Linked DNA regions of Homo sapiens: region 1 is linked to region 2. Evidence: chromatin contacts called from ENCODE Hi-C or POLR2A ChIA-PET data. All regions are on one chromosome and are shown on one strand. The core of a region is the stretch at or near the end of the contact, and the rest is flanking DNA. Distances in the headings are between cores, read along the strand shown. Region 1 overlaps GPD2 (glycerol-3-phosphate dehydrogenase 2). Region 2 holds the start of NR4A2 (nuclear receptor subfamily 4 group A member 2).

Region 1 (4,969 bases), core at 717-3,216, 210 kb after region 2:
TCCTCAGAAGTTTTGAGATGAGTATTAAGTTGAAGATTAATATGCTGTATTTTAAGTTGTATTTTAGTGGAGTAATGTATTATAATTTTGCCCTCTCCTTAAGGTGAGTAGACTATTATAGTCTGAGTCTTTGATTCTTAGGCTTTGGTTCTTAATTAGAATTCAACATTGTTGACATGTAAATTGTGACCAGATGAATTCAAAACTCAAAAAGTAAAATTGCCTTTGAATTTGTATCCTCAGCTACGATATTGATTGAAAATCGATGAGTAACTCTTATTCTTGTTTTCTATAGGCAGTAAGAAATTCACAGAATCTATTTACAGCTATACGTGACAGCACTTAACCTTGACTATGCCTGCTAAAAGGTTTCTTGACTTTAAAATGTGGATACTCTTCAAGATTTGAGGGCAGGGCTTCTCCTAAGGTAGAGGCAGAGAAGTAAACCAGCAACAAGTAGGGCTCAAGATCTAGCCTGTCTGATCAGGCTTCCAGACCAAGGAGTGGCAGCAGTCCAAACCACCTGTCTCTGCTGACTAGGCAATCTTAATAGCCATCCCACTCCTCATCAGTACGTGGGATCTGAGCACAGGTCTAAGCAGATTAATAGTTTTCTTAGTGAAGTGATCCATGGAGTCAAATGCATGACAGTATCTTCAGGATTCTGTGGGAAGAGGAGGGGGTCTATGGAGGACACTAGGTCATCCCCTTGAAAAGAGAGATAGAGACCATTACTTGAGGGAAGAGCTAAGCAGAATGTCAGAGCTTTGGCTAAGCAAACAGATATGAGCAGAGTTCTAGTTCAACTAGGAGCACAGAGTGAGAACCAGATATTGGGGCAGGAACTCTTCTGTTTGACGTCTACAGTGGGAGAGACTGCACACCTGTGAGCACAGGGATTCCTTTGTGTAGGGGTTCCTTAAAGACAGATAACAGTTTATGGGCAGATAACAGTTTCCAGAGGGATGGGGCTCCCTGTATAATGCCAGGGGCTGCCAGGATTGACTTAGGATTGACTCAGGGACTGCGTGGGGCTGACCCTGCAGGTTGAATGCTGTCAGTGATTACAACAGGGCAAGGGCACCTTGACTGTCTCAGAAACTAATAGAATCTTTCTTTGACAATAACCACTGGCGAGCATTTCCAGGAAGTCTTTGAAAATTGCTGGGAGTCTGGGCAAGAAACTCCACTCACTGAAAGCATGGTATTTGATTCATTATAAAACAGAAGGAAAAACATTAGTAATAGACGTGGTATGTCCCAGCCTTGTATAGTTGAAAGTAAAACTAAGTCATACGTTTTCAATTTGGTGTGACATTGTCTAATTTCTAAATTTATTATTATTTTGAAATTATAGGAAATGATTAGAAGTATGAGGGTGTGCTTCTTCTGTTGTTTATTTTTCACATTTGAGTCTTACTACATGTCACCATTGTCCAGCATTTCAGAGACAAAGGGAGTATTTTTGACATTCATTAAAACTGTTTTGGTGAAAGAGCTGTATTACGGTACTATTTAATTTTTATAATAGTTTATCAGAAATGAGATTAGAGCCTATTTATTGAATTATCTTATTTTGAAACTCTCACATATTTATTGAGTACAGATTAGAATCAAACTGTTTAGAATATTAGAAAAGTCTTTTTCAAGTACAAAGGGCAGAGATTATATCTGTAGGTAGTTCCCCCAAACCCCCGAGGGGAAGTTTTGTTTTAAATGTTTACATGTTTTATATTGACACATTTGTTGGCTTAAAAAATATGGCAATAGCATCTAGCATAGTGCTAGATGTATGTGGTTGCAATTTGACATTATTTTATTGATAACTATATTGTGTATAAACTTTCTTTTCATGTCTTTTTATGTGAGAGACATCAGATATTCTACTAGCTGTTAGGAGGTAGTGAAATTAAGTTGATTCTCACAGTATTTGCATCTCAGTCTTCTGCCTCAGCATGTGACCTTGCCTGTGAAGGTTCAGAATAGCTGTTTTATTATTTCGCTTAGGGTGATCGGGCTCTGGTAAATTGATTGGCACTAGCCCAACTCACAGCCTATTGAATCATGAATTTATTACTTTAGGCAACAAATAGTTTAACACCTTCCTACATGCCATACATTGTTGTCCTTGCAGGAGGTAAACTCTTGGAGAAGATGGTGGGGGATAGAACCAAGTTCCTGCCCTTAATTTATTCATTCCTATGAGAAGTGAAACATTCATGTAAAACAGATGACTCAGATTGCTGTTAAAAAAAAAAAAAAATCCAGTAGGGCAAACCTATTTGAATAACCAAATTAAGATCAGGATTGGCTGGGTGTGGTGGTTCACGCCTGTAATCCCAGCACTTTGGGAGGCCAAGGTGGGTGGATCACGAGGTCAGGAGATTGAGACCATCCTGGCTAACACGGTGAAACCCCGTCTCTACTAAAAATACAAAAAAATTAGCTGGGCATGGTGGCGGGCTCCTGTAGTCCCAGCTACTCGGGAGGCTGAGGCAGGAGAATGGTGTGAATCCAGGAGGGGGAGCTTGCAGTGAGCCGAGATCACGCCACTGCACTGCAGCCTGTGCAACAGAGCAAGACTGCATCTCAAAAAAAAAAAAAAAAAAGATCAGGATTTTGCCTAGTAACTATAGAGTTCAAGCAGAAGCAATGAAATGGTCTAAACTATAGCTTAAAAAACAATATCTGTTAAAGATATCTTTGTCAAGTAAGTCTGAATATTTTGCTTTTATAGTTAAAAAGATAATTAAATTCTGACTTTTTCATTTCATCTTTTAGAGTCTCAAGCCCCATATAAAGTTTCCAAATAAACATTAATTCTGGGTTGCTGAGAGATGTTATTCTGATAACTGAGGAATGTTTATGATTGAGGTATTAAATAAAAGGTTATCTTAACAAAAGGAGAAGGAAGGTAAATGTAGTAGAAGGCAATCTGTTAACAATATTAGCTTCATTCTTATAATGCTTTGCAGTTTACAAATGCTTTCACATATGCTGGAATCTGATTATTTCAGCGGTTCTAGGGGATTGGTAGAGAGGCTGTTGTTAGACCTACTTAATAGATGAAACAGACTCTGATGAGGAAAGGGACGTCCCCAGAACCTGAGTTAGTGGCTGGTTGGGTCCTGAACTCACACATTCGGAGTCTCCAGCATCAGTGCTCTCTGATGGGGGCCAAGAGTTAGCCTGCTTTTCATGTAAATGCCCTAGTACACATTCCTTTCAGACAATCAGGACATTGGGTTCAGGTCAGACTGATTTGATAACAATTTGATAAGGTGTGGAATCTTCCTGTGATTAAAGAGAGAAATCTGATAAGGTACAAGACTTACCATGAAACAGATAAAGGCTCTCTCAAAAGGCTGCCTCCAGTTAGAATTCCCCAGCTGGTCCTTGGCACATGGTTCCATGTGTTTATTATGTAGCTCACACTCGAAATCACCCCTGGGGCAGGTTGAGCCATTCCAGCATTTTGTAAAAAGTTGTGTGCATGTGCTCACACACAAATGAGGAAAAGAGGACTGAAAAAAATGGTTCTGTGAAAGTGAAAGGATTCACTTGCTTTTCCCAGTCCTATTATGAAAGATGGTTTAGTTATATCAAAGGGCTTCTTTTGACTTGTTGTATAATTCGATTCTTGAGTTTTCAGTTGGCTTATTTGAAATTTTGTAAATTGCAATTTATAAAATTGGAGGGCCCTGAGAGATCAAGTTCCACTTGTGGCTCGAGGAATGAGGATACTGAGATTAGGGGTTAGGGCTTGCTCAGGTTTTTGTTGCAGACAGGAAAAACAAAAAATCTGGTTAACTTAAACAGAAAAGAAATTCTCTGATAGGACATTGAGCAGCAGGCAGAAATACTGGGAAGACAGAGACCTAGCTTGAAAAATAAGGGACTAAATATGATTTGTAGCAACCACAGCCACAGGCAAAATCCTGACCCACAACCAGTGCACCGAAGACTTGATTGCTCATCACGTCACGTCTTGCTGTGCCACCACTGCTGACATCTCTATTGCTGCTGCCCCTAGAAATGGGATGGTACTGCTATCATTGCATCTACCTCTGGATTAGAGGTTCTTTGGGTCACTACCTCTAGATCGAAGACTGTTGAGAGCGTCGGACTGGCAAAGCCAGGTTAAAGTTCTGTATCCCAGGGGACCGTTCTTCCTCTCCTATGGGATGGTAGAATGCCTTTCTGCAAAGCTTACAAGATAGGAGGAGGGGTTTAGACGCTAGTAAGCAAAACCAAACCATACCAAAACATGAGACAGTTATCTGCTATGGAAACATACCCATTTACTGGCTATTTAAGAGGTTAGAACTTGAGTTTTCTGAATTTTCTCAGGATGCCAAATTTATAGCTAATATAGATTTCCTTTATGAAAAGTGACAGAGGCTCTGTGGTTTGTAAGAGAAAATGAAGTCCTCTGTAGTAAGATTTAATAATTCTAATATTTTGAAACAATCCATTTTCCTATCAACACTGTTTTCCTCTGGATTAAAAACCATTCCCCATCTTCCTATCCTTCATGACATACAGAAAAAAGAATCTTATTTTTCAGTGGTAAAAAGTGGAGAGAGAGAAAAGGAGTAAAAGAAGAACAAACAGTATTCATGCAGTGCAGAGATTAGAGGTTAGTTGTTACACATTTCAGGGTAAGTTTGCCAGATTGATGAGCAATAAAACCATTTAGAACTGGAAAATCTTCAGGGCTTTTGTTTTTAAAAGTTATTTTAGGCAATAACCACATCTTGTCGTTATAGTCTTTGCTTTCCAGCAATTCCTTTTTACCTTTTAATAATAAAAGCTAATATTTATTGAGAACTATTTTGTCATAGCATCATTATCTATCTCACTTCTTCCTCACAATAACTCTGTGTTAATCTCATTACTATTCTCCTTCCACAGCTGAGAGATCAAACCTTAGATGAAGCAACTAGCATGAGATTTCATAGTTCATAGA
Region 2 (4,789 bases), core at 901-3,400:
GGTCGGGCAAACCTTAAGTTACAGGGTTTGCCTTGTCCTGTTTCTTGATGTTTGGGGAGCTCTGGAGAGTAAAGGAAAGAAATGAAGTTGCACTAACCTTCAGCCGAGTTACAGGCGTTTTCGAGGAAATTAAAGGTGGACAGTGTCGTAATTCAATGAAGGACAAAGTTTCCAAGATTTTTAGAAAAGCAATGGGGAGTCCAGCCTGTCCAATCTCCTCCCTGAAATACAGACACAGGAAGCTTCAGGGTTTCTTCCCGACAGAGATTCAGCTGGGCATATGTAGACTCACCAGGCAGGCCCTTCCATGCCTTCCCTGTTTGTCTCATTGGAAATGAGTGGGAAGCCTTTACCAAACATAGCACTTAAAATGAATGTATAAAAGAAATGACTTGAAACAACAGAAAATACCACCCATTGCACTGTGTAAATCCTTGCAGAGAGAAGATCCTGCAAGAGGAAAGCTAGTCCATGAACTCATTTAACATTTATGATGTAATGAACTGGCCCCTTTGCTACAGTGTAGGTGGAGAGGTCATTTCCATCTTAGGTTAATTCAGGACCTGAGTATGAAGACTAGAGTATGAAAATACAGCATTGGAACCTTCTCTTGCATTTTTTTTTCTTGTGGTGAAATTGCCTTTTCTTTTGGTAGAGGGGAAGAAAGTAGAAGTCAAGAATATAAAATGAGAAAACAATCTTCCCCCTTACAAAATGTTAGAAAGGCCTTGACTGAGAAGGCAAGTTGAGTGGAAGCATCCGCACTTCTAAAGTGCTTTTGACAGAGCACTGGGATTGGAGCTACAGATAAATTGATGTTCACTTTTCCAGAAAACTTGTCTTTCAGCATCTTTAATGGTCACAAGGCTTAATGGTCACAAGGTGGGAAGAGGGGATCTACTTTTCCAGGAGCTTCTTAGGTCAATTGCAGAGGGGGGACATACTGCTTATATGGTATTGGCACCAATATTAGAAGTGTTTCCCAGCACAGCAAGATGAACACCTTCCCCATAATGCCTTCCACAATCTGCCTTTCTGGAACAAGGCATTCTTGTGTCCTAGCAATTTTCAGATGTTCCCACTTGGAAGACATTCTAGAGCACAGACAATCTTATTACTAATGAAAAAAGAAAGCCAGTATCCTCTCTTTTTATTCTTTCCCCTCCCCCACAATCTTGCTTCATAGTGGTGGTGGGGGTGGGGGGAAGATTACCCAGAAAAAGCAGAAAGGAGACTCGAACCCCACAGCCCTTAGAGATATTCCTGTGTTGGATATTAACCCCCTGGTAGCTCCACAGTTTCATAACTGTACTCTTTACATATTCATATTCTCGCTCTGATACATTCGCAAACCCAAGGACAGCATATGTCAAAACCAGAAATTTCAGGCAACTTAGTAACAGGACACGCTACCAACACCACCCTTACTCAACAATACCCGGGAAACATCGCGCGCTGGCCAGCCGCGGAGACACAGTTCCCAAGCAACGCATAAACTGAAGAACTTCCTCTCCCTGTCAGTTTGTGGGCAGCTTCCCTCGTATACATAGGACTTGGAGTCTCCGTGTTCACAGGCCACAATCAATTCCTCACTAACAGCAAACTTTGCGCACATTTCCGCGGGCTAGTCCTCAGCTCCCAAACTGTGGAGTCTCCCTTCCACGTCCACCAATGAGGAGCCTGGAAACCTCTGTCGAGAGCCAACTCCCCACTAGTGCCAAAGCCGGAGTTCGAACAAATGCCCCCCGGTAACTGCGCGCACGCACTCCCCATCCTTCGGTCCCACTCTCACTAGAAGCCTCTGGCTCCCACTTCCAGAGAACCTGTCCCACACAAGTGGAAAGAAGAGACGTGCAAAAGAAGGAAAAAGCATAAAAGAAGGCGAACTGCATGGGCTGCATCTACTCACTTAGGAGTTCTCCGCGTCTGTCTTCATTCATTCAACTCTGCCGAAGTGCAGTTCCCTCTGGGAGCCCGGGCGCCGGGGTCGGGTAGGGGTGGGAGAGCTGGGCGAAGGGAACCCGGACACCTCACGGAGGGAGGGAGCAGGGACAGGCGGCCGGCTGGACAGGCAAAAGGGACCGCGGAGCCGTGCGCGAGCCGCCGGGCGGACTGGCCCTGGCCGCCAATGTGCCTTTGTTTATGTGGCTTGCGCTGCCGCTGCCAACATGCACCTAAAGTCTCCGCGCGTCAGCGCGCGTCAGCGGCCCGCCGCCCAATCGCCGCGCTGCCGCGCTCCCTGGACTCCTGGCCCGCGCTCGCTTTGGTATATTTCCGACCTGACGTCACGAGCAGGGCCGATTTTAAGGTGGGAACCGCTCTGCGTTCACCTTGGTAGCCAGCTTGGGTGGTTTTTGGTGTTTTTTTTCTTTTCTTTTTTTTTTTCCGAAAGAGGTGTGACCTCTCCCAGGTCTGCGCAGCCCGCAGCGTCGCGACACTTCACTTTCCCCGAAGCCCCTGCGCCCGCGCAGCGGCTCGGCCGCTCACATGTGGGGAGGGTGCAACAAAAGCACCGGCGGAAGGCAAGGCCGGCGTGGCCAGGTAGTACGCACCTGGAGCCGCACGGAATGGGATGTGCCTTGCAGCGCCCTAACCTCTCCCACCCACCTTCGTCACCCCCTTAGCGGAAGAGCGTACAGATGTCCCATGACACGAGACGCTCAGAGGGCTCACGCAGTTCGGGTGGGATTTCCCTACCCGGTTCATCCCCTTTTACTCCCTTTTCCTGTCCCAGGCCTCCTCCTCTTCTGGCATATATTCATTCTAATTATCTCTCTCTCTCACTCTCTCTACCCCACCCCCACCCCCCACACTCCCATCTGAAAGGGAATGGGAGTGGGGGTAGGGCTTATTTTTCTATGTTTCCTTATTTCCATGCAGTGCCCACGTTCGATGGAGGACGTGGTGCTTGCGGGGGGGGGGGAGAGGAAGGGGAGAGGGTAGACAGTGACCGTGACCCAGCTCTTTAGAAACCCCAAAAGTCAGAGTGAAGCGTCGCCCCTTTTCCTTTCGCAGACAATGCAGCCGAGCAGCAGGCAACAGGTGCGCCTTCTGCAGAAAGGTACTCTGATTCCCACCTTCTGCAAACTCTAATACTTTCGATACTCCTCTGTGCCCACCAACTCGTACCCCTTCCACGAGTTTTAAGGGAATAAATCGATCTTCGTTTGAAACACAAGGTCTATCACAGCCTCAATCTTAGAGCCCAGAAAGACTGGACAAGAAAAGCGAAGCGGGTGGGGATTGGGGGCAGCGTCTCCGCAAAGCGTAAGGTGTGAGCCTACAGCCCAGCCAGGAGAGGGGCCCGAGCTGGCTCTGGGAGCGTGTCCCACCCCCGCGGCCGTCCAAGTCGCCGCCGCTTCTGCTTTGCAAGTCATTTCCCCTAGCCACGCCGAGAGCGCAGGGAGCTTTCTAGCAAAGGAAACGCCGCAGCTCCGGAGGGCAAGCCCCCTCCCCGTCTCCCGGCCGGAGCTGGGAGGGCTTCCTAGGGCTTCTCCCGCGGGGCTTCCAGCGGCTGGGCCTTGGGAGGGAGAGTTCGGAGCCGCCCCCGCTTTTCTACTCGCGCAGAGCGTCCCAGCCGCCCCTCCTTTCTCGGTGTGGCTCGTTTCCAGGCAGCCGGGACCCTTTTGCAACTTGCCCCCCTACTCGTGTTCTCAGTACCGGCCGATGGCTCCGTGGAACTATTCGGGATCCCGGGCTGCTCAACCCTAATCTGCAGCCCCGCCTTTGCCTACTCCCTGCTGCCCCCAGCTCGCCGGCGGCTGGGGAGGCGTTGCCATCAGATGCCCTGCGGCTGCCCCAGGAAGCCGCGGGCTCTTTTGCGCCGCAGCCTCGGGGAAACCTACGTGACCACCTTAAGTTTCCCCCAGATGTTGCGGCTGCCGCTGCTGCTGCCGCCGCCGCCGCTGCTCGGCGATGCCCTAGCGGGCGCGAGAAAAAAAATAAAACCAGGAAGTGGGTGGGGGGGGCGGGTTGTGGTGGCGGGTGAGGGTGTGTGAGTAGGGGGATGAGGAGGGGAGGGCGAAGAATAGCATATTAGCATGAGCTCGGTAGCGTCAGCGCCCCGTGGGCAGAAGCGATTCCATGCGAACGAAAGGGAAAAAGTGAGAGTTTGGAGAGCTGGGGAGAAGGAAGGGGGTGGGGGTGGCGGTGACGCAGGGGCGCAGGCATTGACGCACCGGCCAGGCTGGGCCCAAAATAGCAGCAACTCCAGCTCAGAGGCGCCCTCCCGGGTTCCCTTCCCCTTCCGCGAGGGAGCAGGGCGCGGCCACGGGAAGCTTTCCTTGATCCCCGCGGTGGGCCAGGCTCCCGGCCGCTATTTTCAGGCAGTCGGAAACTCAAGCACAGGCACGCCGGGGTGGCAGTTATTATTTTTTAATATAGTCCTAGGAAAACGGGGGCCGGGAGAACTTGAAGGTTGTAACCACCAGCCTCCATACACATACTCCCGTCTAAGTAGATACATTCACTCTGCACGCTTCCCCCTCCCTCATTGCCATTAAAAACACATTCAGTTTAGGTTGGGTTGAGCCTGGGACAATTTGAAAATGCCTCCCCAGAGAGCTGAAAAGTGTCCTGGAGTTCTTAAAGTGAGCTCCAAGGAAGCCAAACATTGTAATATGATGCCTTATTCTTTAATAACAACCTGTCGAGTGCGGCTTCCTGATAACAGCCTTTGTCCAAGTCTTAATGCAACCAAGAATGAAGGGTCGTTTTCACAGCAGCTTATTATAACAATTATTATTAACTGGGAATATAATTAAATATAAAATTAAATATAAATTAAAAT

What was found. A loop is a pair of places that touch in the nucleus more often than their neighbours do. ChIA-PET counts read pairs that join two places held with the same protein, here RNA polymerase II (POLR2A). Pooled maps may share reads with other maps.
Region 1: a map of GM12878 shows a loop between it and region 2 (4-fold over the local background). The contact joins the enhancer-like site here to the promoter of NR4A2 in region 2. A Hi-C loop is called at or near these places in 3 of 168 maps with a recorded cell type or tissue (GM12878, aorta and chondrocyte), 35 of 37 single-sample maps with no recorded cell type and 11 of 50 pooled maps. POLR2A ChIA-PET finds 5 or more read pairs at or near these places in 12 of 52 experiments (B cell, BJ, GM12878 and 8 more).

Annotation. Positions count from the first base shown.
Region 1 is chr2:156,536,230-156,541,198 of GRCh38, forward strand. All of the region lies in intron 6 of GPD2 (glycerol-3-phosphate dehydrogenase 2), which reads left to right. Among named protein-coding and RNA genes, the nearest start is that of GPD2, 100 kb to the left of the region's middle. RefSeq lists an enhancer at 2,422-2,481. Within about 2 kb of position 1,967, at least 2 of the 41 ENCODE cell types and tissues checked have a DNase peak (open chromatin) inside an H3K27ac peak, as active enhancers do; they include B cell and GM12878, where a contact is called at or near this core.
Region 2 is chr2:156,330,571-156,335,359 of GRCh38, forward strand. NR4A2 (nuclear receptor subfamily 4 group A member 2) reads right to left here and starts at 2,151. Exons shown (of 8, transcript NM_006186.4): 1 at 1,910-2,151; 2 at 98-221. RefSeq lists a silencer at 1,903-2,102 and enhancers at 2,333-2,412, 3,882-4,754, 4,313-4,412.